Regions from separate parts of the Homo sapiens genome. Here region 2 is linked to region 1. Evidence: chromatin loops called from intact Hi-C (ENCODE). Cell type or tissue: OCI-LY7. All regions are shown on one strand. Each heading gives the region's core, and the rest is flanking DNA. Links, peaks and the distances in the headings are about the cores only. Region 1 has its middle 16 kb from the start of ZC3H7A. Region 2 overlaps TXNDC11 (thioredoxin domain containing 11).

Region 1 (8,910 bases), core at 399-8,398:
GGGATTACAGGTGCCCACCACCATGCCTGGCTACTTTTTGGATTTTTAGTAGAGAAGGGGTTTCACCATGTTGGCCAGGCTGGTCTTGACGTCCTGACCTCAAGTGATCCACCTGCCTTGGCCTCCCAAAGTGTGAGCCGATGCCATCCTTGTGTGTGTGTGTGTGTGTGTGTGTGTGTGTCGTTTTTTTGTTTTGTTTTGTTTTGTTTTTTGAGACAGAGTCTCACTCTGTAGCCCAGGCTGGAGTGCAGTGGTGCAATCTCAGCTTACTTCAGGCTCTGCCTCTTGGGTTCAAGGGATTCTCTTGCCTCAGCCTCCTGAGTAGCTGGGATTACAGGTGTGAGCCCCCACACCAGGCTAATGTTTGGATTTGTAGTAGAGACAAGGTTTTGCCTTGTTGTCCAGGCTGGTCTCAAACTCCTGACCTCAGGTAATCTGCCTGCCTTTGCCTCCCAAAGTGCTGGGATTACAGGCGTGAGCCGTCATCTCTTGCCCGGTAACATCCTTTATAATAAACCAGTAAATGTGTTTCCCTGGGTTCTCTAAGCTGCATTAGCAATTAAATGAACCCAAAGAGAGGGTTGTGGGAACACCAAGTTGAAACAAGTCAGAAGTTCTGGAGGCTCAGATTTGTGACTGGTGGGAAGGGAGAGGGCTGCTTGGTGGGAGTGAGCCCTCAGTTGTGGGGCCTGATGCTGTATCAGTGAGGTAGATACTGTCAGAATTGAGGCTGGGCGTGGTGCCTCATGCCTGTAATCCCAGCACTTTGGGAGGCCAAGGCAGGTAGATTGCTTGAGTTCAGGAGTTCGAGACTAGCCTGGTTAACATGGCAAAAGCCTGTCTCTATAAAAAATACAAAAACAGGCCAGGTGCTGTGGCTCACGCCTGTAATCCAGCACTTTGGGAGGCCGAGGCGGGCAGATCACTTGCGCTCAGGAGTTTCAGACCAGCCTGGCCAACATGGTGAAACCCTGTCTCTACTAAAAATACAAAAATTATCAAAGCATGGCGGTGTGTCCCTGTAGTCCCAGCTACTCAGAAGGCAGAGGCAAGAAAATAGCTTGAACCTGGGATGTGGAGGCTGCAGTGAACCTAGACCGCGCCATTGCACTCCAGCCTGGGTGACAGAACAAGACTCCGTCTCAAAAAAAGAAAAACAAAACAAAACAAACAAAAACAGCCAGGCATGATAGCACTTGCCTGTGGTCCAGCTACTTGGAAAGCTGAGGTGGGTGGATCACTTTGAGTCTGAGAGGTTGAGATTGAGCCACTGCACTCCAGCCTGTGCAACAGAGCTAGACCTTGTTTAAAAGGAAAAAAAAAAATGCCGGGTGCAGTGGCTCATGCCTGTAATCCCAGAACTTTGGGAGGCCAAGGAGGGTGGATCACGTGAGGTCAGAAGTTCAAGACCAGCCTGGACAACATGGTGAAACCCTGTCTCTACTAAAAATACAACAATTACCCGGGCATGGTAGCAGGCACCTGTAATCCCAGCTATTCAGGAGGCTGAGGCAGGAGAATCACTTCAACCCGGGAGGCGGATGTTGCAGTGAGCCGAGATCACACCATGGCACTCCAGCCTGGGCTACAGAGACTCTGTGTCCCCCCAACCAAAAAAAAAAAAAAAAGTCGGAGGACACCCAGCAGATGTCTGATGTAGAATTGATTGGTTGCTTGGTGTGTGGGGAGAAATCCCTACACATTTGGTTACAGAAGTCTTCTGTGTCATTGTTGTCGTGGTGTTTTTCCCTTCAGTGACCACGCTGTCCAAAGTGATCTACAGATTCATTTCAATCCCTATCAAAATACCAATGACATTTTCAGAGATAGAAAAAAAAATCCTAAAATTCATGTGGAACCAAAGTGAGCCCAAATATCCAAAGTAATCCTGAGCAAAAGAAGAAAGCTAGGCCGGGCACGGTGGCTCACGCCTGTAATCCCAACACTTTGGGAGGCTGAGGCGAGTGGATCGCCTGAGGTCAGGGCTTTGAGACCAGTCTGGCCAACATGACGAAACCCCGTCTCTACTAAAAATACTAAAATTAGCTGGGCGTGGTGGCAGGAGCCTGTAATCCCAGCTATTCGGGAGGCTGAGGCAGGAGAATCACTTGAACCTGGGAGGCAGAGGTTGCAATGAGCCAAGGTCGCACCATTGCACTCCAGCCTGGATGACAAGAACGAGACTTCGTCTCAAAAAAAAAAAAAAAGAAGAAAATGGCTGGATGCAGCGGCTCATGCCTGTAATCCCAGCACTCTGGAGGGCCGAAGCAGATGGATCACCTGAGGTCAGTAGTTCAAGACCAGCCTGACCAACATTGAGAAACCCCATTTCTACTAAAAATACAAAATTAGCTGGGCGTGGCAGCACATGCCTGTAATCCCAGCTACTTGGGAGACTGAGGCAGGAGAATTGCTTGAATCTGGAAGGCGGAAGTTGTGGTGAGCCGAGATTGCACCATTGCACTCCACCCTGAGCAACAAGAGTGAAACTCTCTCTCTCTCACACACACACACACAGACACACACACACACACACACAAAGCTAGAGGCCTCATGTGGTCACTCACACCAGTAATCCCAGCATTTTGGGAGTCCATGGTGGCTAGATCACTTGAGGTCAGGAGTTCGAGACCTGCCTGGCAAAACCTCATCTCTACAAAAAAAAGTACAAGAAATCAGTTGGGGGCTGGGTGTGGTGGCTCACGCTTGTAATCCCAGCACTTTAGGAGGCCAAGGCCGGTGGATCTCCTGAAGTCAGGGGTTTGAGACCAGCCTGGCCAACATGACAAAACCCTGTCTCTACTAAAAATACAAAAAAAAAATTAGCCAGGTGTGGCATGTCTGTAGTCCCAGATACTCAGGAGGCTGAAGCAGGAGAACTGCTTGAACCTGGGAGGCAGAGATTGCAGCGAGCCGTGATCACGCCACTGCACTCCAGACTCCAGCCTGGGTGACAGAGTGAGACGCTGTCTCAAAAAAAAAAAAAAAATTGGGTGTTGCGTTGTGTCCCTGTAGTTCCATCCACCCAGGAGGCTGAGGTGGGAGGATCATTCGAGCTGTGAGCTGGGAGGTCGAGGCTGCAGTGAGTCATGATGGCACCACTCTAGCCTGGGCAACAAGATTTGTTTCAACAAAACTGTAAGTTGTAGAATGCTGAGATTCATTTTGCTTTATTACAAAACTAAGAATTTCTAGTTGGTTGTTGAATTTAATATTATTTAACCACCAAAGAAAGAGATTCTTGTTGGCCTGATACATCTTCCTTGATATGTCAAAGTGTTTTTGTCACAAAGGAGAGCAGGTATAACTGTGAAAACTGCATTACATCTATAGACTGTACCAATGTCACTTTCTTGGTTTTGATATTTAATACGTTAACATTGGGGGAGGCTGAGAGAAGGGTCCGTGGAACTTCCCTATACATTTCTTGGGACCCTCTGATGAATCTATAATCATCTCAAAATGAAAAGTTAAACACATTTTAGTTTCACAAAACTATGTAAATGAAACAGAATACCCAATGTTGATTTTTGTAATTGTGTTACATTTGAAAGGGAACGCAAAATGTGATTGTAATGATAAGAACTAGCCACAAGTTGTCACTAGTGGTCTATCATAGCCCTCTGAAACTCACAACACCCACCCCCCCGCCACGCCCCCCGCCACCCTCAAAACGAGAATTGTTTTGATGAAGAAAGGACGTGACTTTTTTTTTTTTTTTTTTTTTTTTTTTGAGACAGAGTCTCACTCTGTTGCCCAGGCTGGAGTGCAGTGCCACGATCTCGGCTCACTGCAACCTCTGTCTCCCAGGTTCAAGTGATCCTCCAGCCTCAGCCCCCGAGTAGCTGGATTACTGGTACATGCCACAACGCCCGACTGATTTTTTTATTTTCAGTAGAGATGGGATTTCGCCATGTTGGCCAGGCTGGTCTCAAACTCCTGACCTCAGGTGATCCACCCATCTCGGCCTCCCAAAGTGCTGGGATTACAGGCATGAGGCACCACGCCTGGCTGGATGTGGCTATTTTTAAACTGCCATATTTAACCATTGCTGTTTTTCTGTTTGGAAGCACTGTAAAATCCCAATATCGTATTCTTTTTTTTTTTTTTTTGAGATGGAGTCTTGCTCTGTCACCGAGGCTGGAGTGCAGTGGCGCGATGCAACCTCTGCCACCCAGGTTCAAGTGATTCTCCTGCCTCAGCCTCCCGAGTAGCTGGGATTACAGGTGCCTGCCACTACACCCGGCTAATTTTTGTAGTTTTAGTAGGGACGGAGTTTCACCATGTTGGTCAGGCTGGTCTTGAACTCCTGTCCTCAAGCAATCTACCTGCCTCGGCCTCCTAAAGTGCTGAGATTACAAGCATTAGTCACCGCGCCCTGTTTATCTTATTCTTTTATAGGTGAAAATACAGAAACCATAAGAAAGGGAATAGGGTTTTTTTGTTGTCGTTTTTGAGACAAGAGTCTCCCTCTATCGCCCAGGCTGCGGTGCAGTGGCGCGATCTCGGCTCACTGCAAGCTCCGCCTCCCGGGTACACGCCATTCTCCTGCCTCAGCCTCCCGAGTAGCTGGGACTACAGGTGCTCACCACCACGCCCAGCTGATTTTTTTGTATTTTTTTTAATAGAGGCGGGGTTTCACCGTGTTAGCCAGGATGGTCTCAATCTCCTGACCTCGTGATCCACCAGTCTCAGCCTCCCAAACTGCTGGGATTACAGGTGTGAGCCACTGCACCTGGCCGCAGGAATAGGGTTTAAAGGTGGCAAATTAGACATTCTCTAGAGGAACGTCACTTCTCAAAGTGTGGCTCCTGGAGCAGCAGCACTGGCAGGGCCTAACAATTTGTAAGAAGTGCAAAACCTCAGGCCTCACCCTAAACCTACCAAATTAGATTCTTCTTCTTTTATATTTTTGAGGTGGAGTCGCACTCTGTTACCCAGGCCAGAGTGCAGTGCGGTGATTTTGGCTCAATGCAACCTCTGCCTCCTAGGTTCAAGTGATTCTCCTGCCTCAGCCTCCCAAGTAGCTGGGATTACAGGTGTGGGCCACCACGCCCGGCTAACTTCTGTATTTTTAGTAGATACGGGGTTTTATCATGATGGCCAGGCTGGTCTCGAACTCCTGACCTCAGGTGATCCACCTGCCTTGGCGTAATCCCAGTGCAGGGATTACAGGTGTGAGCCACCATGACCAGCCAGATTCTTCACCTTTTTGGTGTGTGTGTGTATGTGTGTGTGTGAGATGGTGTCTTGCTCTTGTCGCCCAGGCTGGAGCACAATGGCACAATCTCGGCTCACTACAACCTCTGCCTCCCAGGTTCAAGCACTTCTCCTGCCTCAGCCTCCCAAGTAGCTGGGATTACAGGCGCCAGCCACCACGCCCGGCTGATTTTTATATTTTTAGTAGAGATGGGGTTTCACCATGTTGGCCAGGCTGGTCTCGAACTCCTGACGTCAGGTGATCTGTCTGCCTCGGCCTCCCAAAGTACTGGGATTACAGGCATGAGCCACTGCACCCAGCCCTGAATTTGATTCTTCTTCTTTTTTTTTTTTTGAGACGGAGTCTCACTCTGTTGCCCAGGCTGGAGTGCAGTGACGTGATCTCCGCTCACTGCAAACTCCGCCTCCCGGGTTCACGCTGTTCTCCTGCCTCAGCCTCCCGACTAGCTGGGACAACAGGCACCCACCACCACACCCGGCTAATTTTTTGTATTTTTTAGTAGAGATGGGGTTTCACCCTGTTAGCTAGGATGGTCTTGATCTCCTGACCTCGTGATCCACCCGCCTTGGCCTCCCAAAGTGCTGGGATTACAGGAGTGAGCCACTGCGCCTGGCCACCACATGGACATCTTTGAGGATCATCTTTCAATACCCCTTAGTCTCTGTGTTGTAGAACAGCAGCTATCAAGGAGCATTGTTCTTTTTTTTTTTTTTTTTTTTTTTTTTTTTTGATCCAGAGTCTGGCTGTGTTGCCCAGGCTGGAGTGCAGTGGCCAATCTCAGCTCACTGCAACCTCTGCCTCCTGGGTTCAAGTGATTCTCCTCCCTCAGCCTCCCGTGTAGCTGAGGTTACAGGTGCATGCCACTACACCTGGGTAATTTTTGTATTTTTGGTAGAGATGGGGTTACACCGTGTTGGCCAGGTTGGTCTCGAACTCCTGGCCTCAAGTGATCTGCCCACCCTGGCCTCCCAAAGTGCTGGGATTACAGGTGTGAGCCACCGTGCCTGGCCTTAACATAACTGTTTACAACAAAACTGTATAACCTGCCCGTCCTGCCTGGATGATTGATTCAGGATGCTTATGTTGATGCAGGAGAATGGGGTCTGGAGGCAGGGAACCTAAAAACTTCCTAGAACTAGGCCGAGTGCAGTGGCTCACACCTGTAATCCCAGCACGTTGGGATGCCGGGGCCGGTGGATCACCTGAGATCAGGAGTTCGAGGCCACCCTGGCCAACATGGTGAAATTCTATCTCTATTAAAAATAGAAAAATTAGCTTGGTGTGGTGGTGAGCACCTGTAATCCCAGCTACTTGGGAGGCTGAGGCAGGAAAATCGCTTGAACCTGGGAGGCAGAGGTTGCAGTGAGCCAAGATCCTACCACTGCACTACAGCCTGGGCAACAAAGTGAGACTCTGTTTTAATAAATAAACAAACAAACATACATACTTCCTAGAACTCAATAAAAGGGAAAAACCCCAATTAACTGTCTTTTTTTTTTTCTAGATGGAGTTCAGTGGCCTGATCTTGGCTCACTGCAACTTCCGCCTCCCGGGTTCAAGCAATTCTCCTGCCTCAGCCTCCCAAGTAGCTGGGATTACAGGCACCCCCCACCATGCTAGGCTAATTTTTGTATTTTTAGTAGAGACGGAGTTTCACTATGTTGGCCAAAGGTCCGCCCACCTCCGCCTCCGAAAGTGTTTGGATTACAGGCATGAGCCCTCCCCGCTCTCCCACCTCCAGGCCAAAACCCCAACTTTCTATGCCCAACTAAATAACTTTGTAACTTCACTTCAGCTATGGCAGGAAACATCCTCTTCATTTCCATGGGGTGTATGCCAAGTAAATAACTTTGTAACTTCACTTACCCTCTTCATTTACATAGGGCATACCAATGGGAAACCTCTGAAGGGTATTTAAACCCCAGAAAATTCTGTAACCAGCATTGTTGAGTCACTTCCTCTAACCTGCTCCCTACTCTGTGGAGTGTACTTTCGTTTCAATAAATCTGTGCTTTTCTTTCATTGCTTTGTGCGTTTCGTCCAATTCTTTTTTCAAAACGTCAAGAACCTGGACACCCTCCACCCGTAACAGTGTGACACAGTTCTGGCCAGAGTCAGGTCCAGGTTTTACGGAAGTATTTGTAAGAGCAAGGCTTTGTGGGAGTTGCTGAGAAAAGACCACCTAAGCCTGGAACTGCTGGCAGTTACGTTGCCGCAAGGGGTGAGTCTGCCTGAGAATGGAAAGCAGAACTGACAGAAGGAGAGAGAGTGCCTGAGTTTCTGATGATACTGACACGAACCTTACCTGGACAATTAAGTTCTATGAGCTCATAAATTTCCTTTCTTCCCCTTAGCCTTGTTTAATTAGGGTTCACTACTTAACAGTCTCTTACAACTAAAAAATTCTTTTTTTTTTTTTTTTTCAGATGGAGTCTCGCTCTGTTGCCCAGGCTGGAGTACAGTGGTACAATCTCAGCTCACCGCCAACCTCTGCTTTCCGGGTTCCACTGATTCTCCTACCTCAGCCTCCCTGGTAGCTGGGATTACAGGCGCCCACCACCAAGCCTGGCTAATTTTTTGTATTTTTAGTAGAGACAGTGTTTCACCATGTCAGCTAGGCTGGTCTTGAACTCCTGACCTCAGATGATCCACCTGCCTTGGCCTCCCAAAGTGCTGGGATTACAGGCGTGAGCCACCGCACCCAGCCAAAAAATTCTTGACATATGCACTCATAACACCTTGAAAGAAAATACCAGTGAAGTGCTTGAAAGGGAACTGGTCCCCAAAGGGTATTTGAATCACTAAGACTTGGGCAAGATTTGACTGCTTAGATTTGATATATGATATTCTAGTTCTAGGCCCGGGCGCAGTGGCTCACGCCTGTAATCCCAGCACTTTGGGAGGCCGAGACAGGCGGATCACGAGGTCAGATCGAGACCATCCTGGCTAACACAGTGAAACCCCATCTCTACTAAAAATACAAAACATTATCCGGGTGTGGTGGCGGGTACCTGTAGTCCCAGCTACTCGGGAGGCTGAGGCAGGAGAATGGCGTGAACCCAGGAGGCGGAGCTTGCAGTGAGCTGAGATCATGCCACTGCATTCCAGCGTGGGTGACAGAGCGAAACTCCGTCTCAAAAAAACAAAAAAAACACCAAAACTAGTTCGAATCTGGTTAGAACAACTTTATTGCTGGATTTTGACATCCTAGCAAAAAAGGTGCCAAACCATTGTCATACGTTTTGTGGATACATTTGCATATTTTATTATTATCTTTTTTTGAGACAGTGTCTTGCTCTGTTGCCCAAGCTGGGATGCAGTGGCACGATCTCAGCTCACTGCAACCTCTGCCTCCCGGGTTCAAGTGATTCTCCTGCCTCAGCCTCCTGAGTAGCTGGGATTACAGGCGCACGCCACCACGCCTGACTAATTTTTGTATTTTTAGTAGAGACGGGGTTTCACCACGTTGGTCAGGCTGGTCTCGAACTCCTGACCTTGTGATCTGCCCGCCTTGGCCTCCCAGTGTTAGGATTACAGGCGTGAACCACCACACCTGGCCAAATTAGCAGATTTTAAATCCTTTCGCTGATCCAAGCTGGGAAAAAAGACTTCACTGATACTGCAGAAGAGGTGGAAGAAACTAACATTTGAACTGAGAAGCACTAAGAAAGCCACCCTGAACCCAAAAG
Region 2 (8,910 bases), core at 364-8,363, 120 kb after region 1:
GCAGCTGCCCTGGTGCTGGGCCTTGGGAACAGATGGAGGAGCCGGTGTCCCCAGCCAGGACTCCGTAAAGGTGTGGCATTGCAGGAGGGCCTGGTCTGTTCTGAAGAGGGTAGGGTGAGACTGGAAAGCCAAACGGGCCAGATTGTGTGGAGGTTTTATCTCATGGGCAGCGTACCATTTGGCCCAGGAGTGCCATGCCTGGGGTTGTATTTTTAAAAATATAGTAACCATCTCCCCCTGCACTCTCATCTACCCTGCTGCGTATTCTTGGTGATACGTTCCAAGACCCCCAATGAATGCCTGAAACCACAGATGGTACTGAACCCTGTATATACTACACACGAATTTCACTTTTCTTCACAATTTCATGGGTAGAAGATTCGTTCTTACCGAAGATCTTAACATCCTTACCTCTTTTTTTTTCCTTATTGAGACTTTTGCCGTTTCACTTAAAGGAAGCATTTTTGGCTTCTCTTTGGCATATCTGAATTGCCAGCATCACTATCCTTACACTTTGGGGGCCCTTCTAATAAATAAAGGGTTACTTGAAGACAAGCACTGTGATACTGAGACAGTTGATCTGATAACTGCGTTGGCTACTAAGTAACAGGCTGGCAGCATCCACAGCATGGACACGCTGGACAAAGGGATGGCTCGCAGTTTTTGTAATGGCAAAAATTTCATCACACTACTCAGAGCGACATGTAGTTTAAAACTTACGACTTGTTTATTTCTGGAATTTTCCATTTAGTATTTTTGAACCGGAGTTGACCATGGATAACTGAAATTACAGAAAGTGAAACGTGGCTAACGGGGTGCTAGTCCCTCAGTCATCCCCAAGCCCTTCACCAACTCTGCCCTGTATTTCAGATCACCGAAGTGGCCTTGGAGTACAACAACTGTCATGGGGACCAGGTGGTGGAGCGTCTCCTTCAGCACCTGCGGCGGGTGGATGCTCCAGTGCTGGAGTCCCTGGCCCTGGAAGTGCCGGCACAGCTGCCAGACCCGCCAACGATCACAGCGTCCCCCTGCTGCAACACTGTGGTGCTGCCCCAGTGGCACTCCTTCTCCAGGACCCACAACGTCTGTGAACTCTGTGTCAACCAGACCTCCGGGGGCATGAAGCCGAGCTCGGTCAGCGTGCCACAGTGCAGCTTTTTTGAAATGGCAGCAGCTCTGGATTCTTTCTACCTCAAGGAGCAGACCTTTTATCATGTGGCATCAGACAGCATAGAATGCAGCAATTTTTTAACTTCCTATAGCCCCTTCAGCTACTACACTGCATGTTGCAGGACCATAAGCAGGGGTGTGTCAGGCTTCATCGACTCTGAACAAGGTGTCTTTGAAGCCCCTACTGTTGCATTTTCTTCCCTTGAGAAGAAATGTGAGGTTGATGCCCCAAGCTCCGTTCCTCACATTGAGGAGAACAGGTATCTCTTTCCAGAAGTGGACATGACTAGCACAAACTTCACAGGCCTGAGCTGCAGAACCAACAAGACTCTCAACATCTACCTTTTGGATTCAAATTTGTTTTGGTTATATGCAGAGAGACTGGGTGCTCCGAGCTCCACTCAGGTGAAAGAATTTGCGGCAATTGTTGACGTGAAAGAAGAATCTCATTACATCTTGGATCCAAAGCAAGCACTGATGAAGCTCACCCTAGGTACTGCAGGCAGTTTATTTCCCCAAGCATTGTACATTTTGCTTGACTTCATATGGGTAAATTTTATTGATGGCTCTCATTACATTTAGTTGTGGGGTGATGTCACCTTCGTAGCTCATTTTAAGTCTTTAGACCACCATCAGTCATAATTTTCAAAGAAGCTAATTTTGTCTATTAAATGGAACAGAAACTTCCTCACTCTGAATTTTGGATAAGTTTGTCATTTAGCCCATGGTGGGGGTAAGAGTCCCACTTTCTAAATTGGCGATTTCTGTCACATGTCTAAGGTAGAACCAGCTGCAGGCAGTGGGGACTTGGGGACTAGAACAGGCAGGGAGGTGGAGAGCTATTCTGGTGGGATGTCCTAGGGGCTGATGAAAGTGAGCCTTGACAGCAGCTTTGTTCTAAAGGAGCTTAAAGAGAAAGCAGTGGCCGGGCGCAGTGGCTCACGCCTGTAATCCCAGCACTTTGGGAGGCCGAGGCGGGTGGATCACGAGGTCAGGAGATCGAGACTATCCTGGCTAATGTGGTGAAACCCCGTCTCTACTAAAAATACAAAAAAAAAAAAAATTAGCCGGGCGCGTTGGCGGGCGCCTGTAGTCCCAGCTACTCGGGAGGCTGAGGCAGGAGAATGTCGTGAACCTGGGAGGCAGAGCTTGCAGTGAGCAGAGATCGCGCCCCTGCACTCCAGCCTGGGCGACAGAGCAAGACTCCGTCTCCAAAAAAAGAGAGCAGTGAAGAAGGAAGTAGAGCCGCCTTGCCTCCCTTTTTGTCTCATAGGCTTAAATGTCTAAGGATCAAGGCCACCAGACCTAATTTGTTCTGCTGCTGTTTCATAATGTACTGAGTAATATTGCTGGGACCTGGGGTACCTACACTGTAACAAGTGTAAAGTGCAAATAAATAAGTGTCAGTCGCAAACCAGCAAAACCCACTTTTTGAGGAGTAAGGCTCCATGATGAGAAAGCACCCAGAGCTTGCCCCTGGGACTTGGCAGCAACATTGGGCTGACCCACCCTGGCCTGTTCCCAGGAATTTGCTGATGCCCTTGACTACACACAATGAAGTGAGAATTCAAAAGCCACGTTAGTTCAGCCTCATTGGAAACGGGAGGGAGGGTCAGTGTATGCCGAATGGAGAAAGGAGGAATTTGGTAGGGAAGGAAACCTTTCATTTCAAGTTTTAAAGTATGAACTCAACAGTAGACTCAGAGCTTCTACATATGAGTCTTTTTAGCCATCCTCTTTCAAATCTAGGTGAAGCTTGTTTCTTACATTAGACACATTTGTGAAAAGGCTTTATGTAAATATTGATTTTTCTATATCAAGTTACATATTATAAATCCAAGAGTTCCTCACTGTGTAAAAGAACCCTGTGACCAGTCACTTTTTGAAGGGCATAAATCTGTCGATATTATAGATTACTCCCAATTCATGTTATCTAAAGTCATTTTGATGTGTTGAGCTTTCTTAAAATGAAACAAGCATTTTTTTTTTAAATGGGAAAGAGACTCCAGAGAAATGGGGTCAGTGTTCCTACAAGCATGTATTTTTGAGGTAGTCTGTATTAGATTTTCCTGAATTCCATTCAGTAATGCTCAAGTGTTTAATGACCTCATAATGTGTTCACTTTGAATTTAAGGGTAATTGAAAGAAGCCTTCTTTAGATTTCTTTCCATCTTCTGTATCTTCTCTGAAATGTTTAGCCTAGCTGTTCTTTGTCCTGCAGTTAGTGACAGAATTCTTAGGGAGCTTGTAAAAAACACCTACTGTGTGTCATTGTTGGTTTAGAGACTTAACTCATAAATCAGCTGTCTCTAGGCTAGTTTCAGAATTTAGGCTTTATTCAGATTAGGAAATAATTCTTGGTTTCATGTTTCAAAAACATAGCCAACTAAGTGTTTCTCAGATGCTGATCATGAATTCTCTTTAGTATTCACATGACATTCTTCACTTCCTCTTCCATTCTGCACGCTGCATTGCCCATTGCACCTCAAAATGGAGGGAGTTAGAAGAAAGAAAAAGAACTGAAACTTTAGCTGAGTGCAATGGTGGACGCCTGTAGTCCCAGCTACTCTGGAGGCTGAGGTAGGAGGATCGCTTGAGCCCAGGAGTTTAAGGCTACAGTGAGCTATGATTGCAGCACTGTACTCCAGCCTGGGCAACAGAGTGAGACCCTGTCTCTTTAAAAAAAAAAAAAAAAGTGAAATTCAAATTAGTATTGTTTCAGATGAAGCAAAGGACTCTGAAGATGGCAGAATTTGTGGTAAAACTGTTGGTTCAAATCAGGTTTTTGATTATTATGGGTTTTATGTATTTTTCCACTACATATAATTTTTTCTTAACCTTTAAAAAAAGAAACTTAAAGAACCTTAATAAAGGAAACAAAAAACTGTAGCTCCTTGTCCTCAAATTAATGAGCATTTAAACACATTCCACACTACTGTAGCTTGTGCAGTTGTCACATTTGTGGTTAAGCTTAAAGGTCTTAGTATTATAGGGTGAAATTTCTTGAAAAGATGGTGGCTTGTTGATGATTTATACAGTCTCACTTGGTGTCTATTTGTGGACCAGTCCTTTTAAAAAAAGAATAGTCTATGAATATTAGAGCATCTAACATTGCATAGTGTTTTGTTATCCACATTACTGTCTGCTGAGTTAATACTACCAGAGCTAAACCTGATGCCACCCGGGCAGCTTTGTTTGGGGTTTTGCTGATAGGTGAAATGTTAAAAATGTGAGCCTATGAAGTCATTTGAGTTTTTAAAATGTGGAGTTTAAAAGTAGGCCAGCTATTCTCTTTGTATCTAGAGGAGAGTTGATCTCATTTTCTCTTTATTTTTAGAGTCTTTTATTCAAAACTTCAGCGTTCTCTATAGTCCCTTGAAAAGGCATCTCATTGGAAGTGGCTCTGCCCAGTTCCCGTCTCAGCATTTAATCACTGAAGTGACAACTGATACCTTTTGGGAAGTAGTCCTTCAAAAACAGGTATGGAGTCATGAGAGGCAAAAGTTAAGCCATCTGTCCCTCTTAAAATAATTTCCAAACTACAGTTGTTGGGGTGAGCAGCTGTTTTTGATGTATAGAAGAGTAACCACGTGATGGCCCAATTATGGACCGTGAATGAATTACATGTGGTTTTTAAATTTCAGAAAAGTGCTCCAGAAAGCACAGTATTGGAAAGACCTAAAGATGAAAATTTTCACTGTAATATTTGCATAGGTAGCATTTTTCGGGTGCTTGCTGGATTCTAAGCAATGAGGAAAGAAATGAAGAAGAGCCCATTTCCCGGTGCAAGTAACATCTGTCTTCCCTTTCCCACAGGACGTTCTCCTGCTCTATTACGCTCCGTGGTGCGGCTTCTGTCCATCCCTCAATCACATCTTCATCCAGCTAGCTCGGAACCTGCCCATGGACACATTCACTGTGGCAAGGTAAGCAGGCCTCTTCTGCAGCGCTTTGGGCTGTATGCCCATTTTCACTCTTATTTGCAGCTTAGCCATATGGTGTGTGAGGGTCTGCCCATTTTCCATTAACCTTTGGTAGGACTTGGCTGAATTTAATTGTCAGGTTGAAGCCATGAGCAAAGCCTCTTTGAAACTGAACTTTTCCTCATGAATTCTGAGTGTTCCTTCCATGATGTTGATGTTTAGCCCTGACTAGATTCGTAGGTGGCTGAGTGCAGTTCTGTGGGGAGAGCACTGACCTGGTTGCCAGGATGGCCCCGTGGAATACCATGGGACAGTTGCCCCAGGCAATGCCAGTGGGTCCTGGGATCCCAAGCAGATCTCTCCACCAGCCCTGGTTTATCTCATTTGTGAAATTAAAAGGAAAGACCAATAGATATCCACATTCTGGTATTGTGATTCCATGGGTACTGTATGTGCGCTTTTGAGTAAACAAAATTTTTAAAAATATTTTTTGGGAAAAGAAGGCTCAAATACAGAGTCTTTAGATGGGGTAGTAAGCAGTTTTGGGTGAGGAAAACTGTTCACATTTAACCCCCCACCTCCCCCAAAACCCTACAGATAGATAAGAGTTAAATATAAAAAAATCAAAACAAAAAATAGGATTTGCTGATTCCTCTGGGAGATGGAAACTTTCCAAAGTGGAAGCAGTTGGAAAAATAAAGAGAGAAAAATGGACAGATTCCACTAGAAATACGTGCAGTGAAAACAGGGAAAGCAGACAAAAAGGGGGACCATTAATATATTTTCCAGTGTCTCTGTGTCACCTGTTATATGCACTGTAAGTAATAATTAGAATCAAATCTGAGGAGTTACTATGTTGGGAGAGTTTTTGATATACATATTACCTGACTGAGTCCTTGCGACGCTTAGTGAAGGCACTCTAGTTAAAAAAAGAAAGTGCTATTTGTGTTGAGGAGGAAACTGAGACATAGAAAGATTCGACAAGTTGCCCAGAGTTTCAAGCTGCAAATGAGGGGCCAGGATTAAATCAGGCATTCATACTCCAGCCTCCCCGGAAATTAAAATGGTTTAGAAGATGGCTGAGACCGATTCCATTCTGAACAAAGGATGTGAGCAGGTTTTTCTTTTAAGAGGAGAGAGTAAATAAACAAGTGGGGAAATTATAACCTAATAAATGTAAATTAAAACAGTAACAAAGTATCATTTAACATATTAAAGTAATCAGTGGTTTTAAGTGACAGAATCTTGTGTTGATAAAATAAAATGGAAACTGCAGTCAGATGTATCTAATGGAATGAGTACATTGCCATAACTCTTTTGGAAAGCATTTTGGCAACATTTACAAGAAATCAACAAAAACAGTTAACACATTTTTGACCCAGTTAATTTTACTTTGGAGAAGTAATGGAATAGGAATTCCGAAGAAGCATGAGCTCATCATTATAGCATTGTTTACATCCACCAGGAGATGAATGTTTAAGTAAATTATGGCTGGGCATTTAATGGAATTTTTATCCTTCAACAGTGCTTTTCATACAGTTAATGGAAAAGAACAGAGTATGAAATATATGACAACTCTTCTTAAAAATATGTAAGGATATAGGCGAGGTGCAGTGGCTCATGCCTGTAATCCCAGCATGTTGGGAGGCCGAGGTGGGCGGATCACCTGAGGCCAGGAGTTCGAGACCAGCCTGGCCAACATAGTGAAAACCTGTCTCTACTAAAAATAAAAAATTAGCCAAGTGTGGCGGCACGTGCCTGTAGTCCCAACTACTCAGGAGGCTGAGGCAGGAGAATCACTTGAATCCAGCAGCCGGAGGTTACAGGGAGCTGAGATTGCACCACTGCATTCCAGCCTGGGCGACAGAGCAAGACTGTGTCTCAGAAAAAAAAAAGTAAGCATATAGACCAAGCCTGCAGCCTGCATAAGAAAGGGGGGCCTTATTTAGCCCAATGGAATTCTGAGTGGATTTTTACAATGTTTTAATTTTATAGTTTGCTTTCTTTGAAGTAAGAATCAAGTGAGAAAAAGCATTTAATTATGGAATATAGTGTTCACTCCCACTTGTTTAGAAAGGAACACTAATGTTTTAGGTAGGCTGGCACAGGTGAGGCAGGAGTGCTGTTTTGTTAGTAAACTTTTGGTAAATGGTTTTCATTTGGTTATGCCTTTTGTTGCTGTTGTTGTTTTTTGTTTTTGTTTTTTTTTTTGAGATGGAGTCTTGCTCTGTTGCCCAGGCTGGAGTGCAGAGGTGCAATCTCAGCTCACTATAAGCTCCGCCTCCCGGGTTCACGCCATTCTCCTGCCTCAGCCTCCCGAGTAGCTGGGACTACAGGCGCCCGCCATTATGCCCAGCTAATTTTTTGTATTTTTAGTAGAGACGGGTGGCGTTTCACCGCGTTAGCCAGGATGGTCTCGATCACCTGACCTCGTGATCTGCCTGCCTCGGCCTCCTAAAGTGCTGGGATTACAGACGTGAGCCACCACGCCCGGCGTTGTTGTTTTTTTGAGACAGGGTCTCACTCTGTTGCCCAGGCTGGAATGCAGTGGTGCAATCACAGCTCACTGCAGCCCCAACCTCCCAGGTTCAGGTGATTCTCCCACCTTCCCAAGTAGCTGGGACTACAGGCATGTGCCAGAATACCCGGCCAATTTTTTGTAGAGACAGGGTTTCCCCATGTTGCCCAGGCTAGTCTCGAACTCCTGGGCTCAAACAGTCCACCCACCTCGGCCTCCCAAAGTGTTGGATTTACAGGCGTGAGCCCCTGTGCTCAGCCTGGTTGTGCCATTTTTTGAAAAGCAAATTTCATCCTTTTGGACACATACATGACACTTACCGCACCCTCACTCCCCCCAGTTATGCTTTCTAAAAACTTCTGTCAAGGTAAAGATTGAAAACATGTTCATCTTTTGTGTGCACTGTTTATGAATAGTAGCTGAATAGCCCCTCCGCAAGGAGGATGCAGCCCCTTCCATAAAGGATGCTGTTGTGGCTCCATGTCTGCTTAGCCCGAGTGTGGGCGCCCAGCTGTGTGCCCAGCTCTGTGCCAGCTGCCCGGGGCAGGCCTCTAGAGCAGTTGCGGTTAGCTCCCACAGTGATTGAGCACAGGCTGGGTGAGTTAGTACAGATGTCATTTTCTGTATTAGAAAATTAATGTCAAATCTGCTAAGAAAATAGGCTGTTTTTGGTCTCTATCCAGATTTACAACATAAAGAGGGTATAATTTTCCATCTTCAGAGGGGCTTGATGTATTTTGCTCAATGATTTCCTTTCTTTTCCCAGAGCTATTCAGGGATTAAAATACTTGGCTAGATCCTGTCAGGTGAGGAGTGAATGACTCCTCAGGTGTCAGTGCGGCATTTTCTGCAAGTTCATTTTTACTTTCAGGACATCACATTGCCACTCAGTGGAAAGCGTCCACGTAGTAGAATGTTGTATGTCTTGGAAGTATCAGCGCCCAGCTCACACCTGGTAGTACATTCATCGAGAAGGGACTAGCCCAATGTGGGGTGTAAAAAATGCACCAGGTTCTTGAAGTTATCTGAGAAGGTTCTTTCAAGTTGGTGTTTCTTGGGCTGATCATCTGCCATTTCTGTTCTTTCCCTTTACCAGGATTGACGTGTCTCAGAATGACCTTCCTTGGGAATTTATGGTCGATCGTCTTCCTACTGTCTTGTTTTTTCCCTGCAACAGGTAATGCCAAATTTTTGTCACTGGTGGGCAGTTGGGATTCTTTTGTGGAGGTCTGAAAATGAAATGGGTTTAAGATGTAAATCATTCATTATGTTCAAAAAATGTTCCCTTAGGAACCAGGC

What was found. A loop is a pair of places that touch in the nucleus more often than their neighbours do. Peaks named below come from ENCODE experiments on the same cell type or tissue, not always from the same donor. Only the 100,000 strongest peaks of a DNase experiment are listed, where the experiment ranks them.
Region 2: it touches region 1 in a loop (4-fold over the local background); 2 of 110 quality-filtered maps call a loop at or near these places.

What each region holds. Positions count from the first base shown.
Region 1 is chr16:11,808,580-11,817,489 of GRCh38, reverse strand. No RefSeq gene overlaps it. Among named protein-coding and RNA genes, the nearest start is that of ZC3H7A, 16 kb to the right of the region's middle. In OCI-LY7, for the core only: CTCF peaks have their summits at 3,373, 3,576, 7,224 and 7,441; DNase peaks (open chromatin) are centred at 3,599 and 7,379; H3K4me3 peaks cover 2,041 bases; H3K27ac peaks cover 1,746 bases.
Region 2 is chr16:11,684,043-11,692,952 of GRCh38, reverse strand. It overlaps TXNDC11 (thioredoxin domain containing 11), which reads left to right. Exons shown (of 12, transcript NM_015914.7): 8 at 871-1,663; 9 at 4,508-4,650; 10 at 4,987-5,096; 11 at 8,708-8,788. Among named protein-coding and RNA genes, the nearest start is that of SNN, 20 kb to the right of the region's middle. In OCI-LY7, for the core only: no CTCF peak of the experiment used is centred there; DNase peaks (open chromatin) are centred at 3,662, 4,802, 6,052 and 8,152; H3K4me3 peaks cover 5,630 bases; H3K27ac peaks cover 7,032 bases.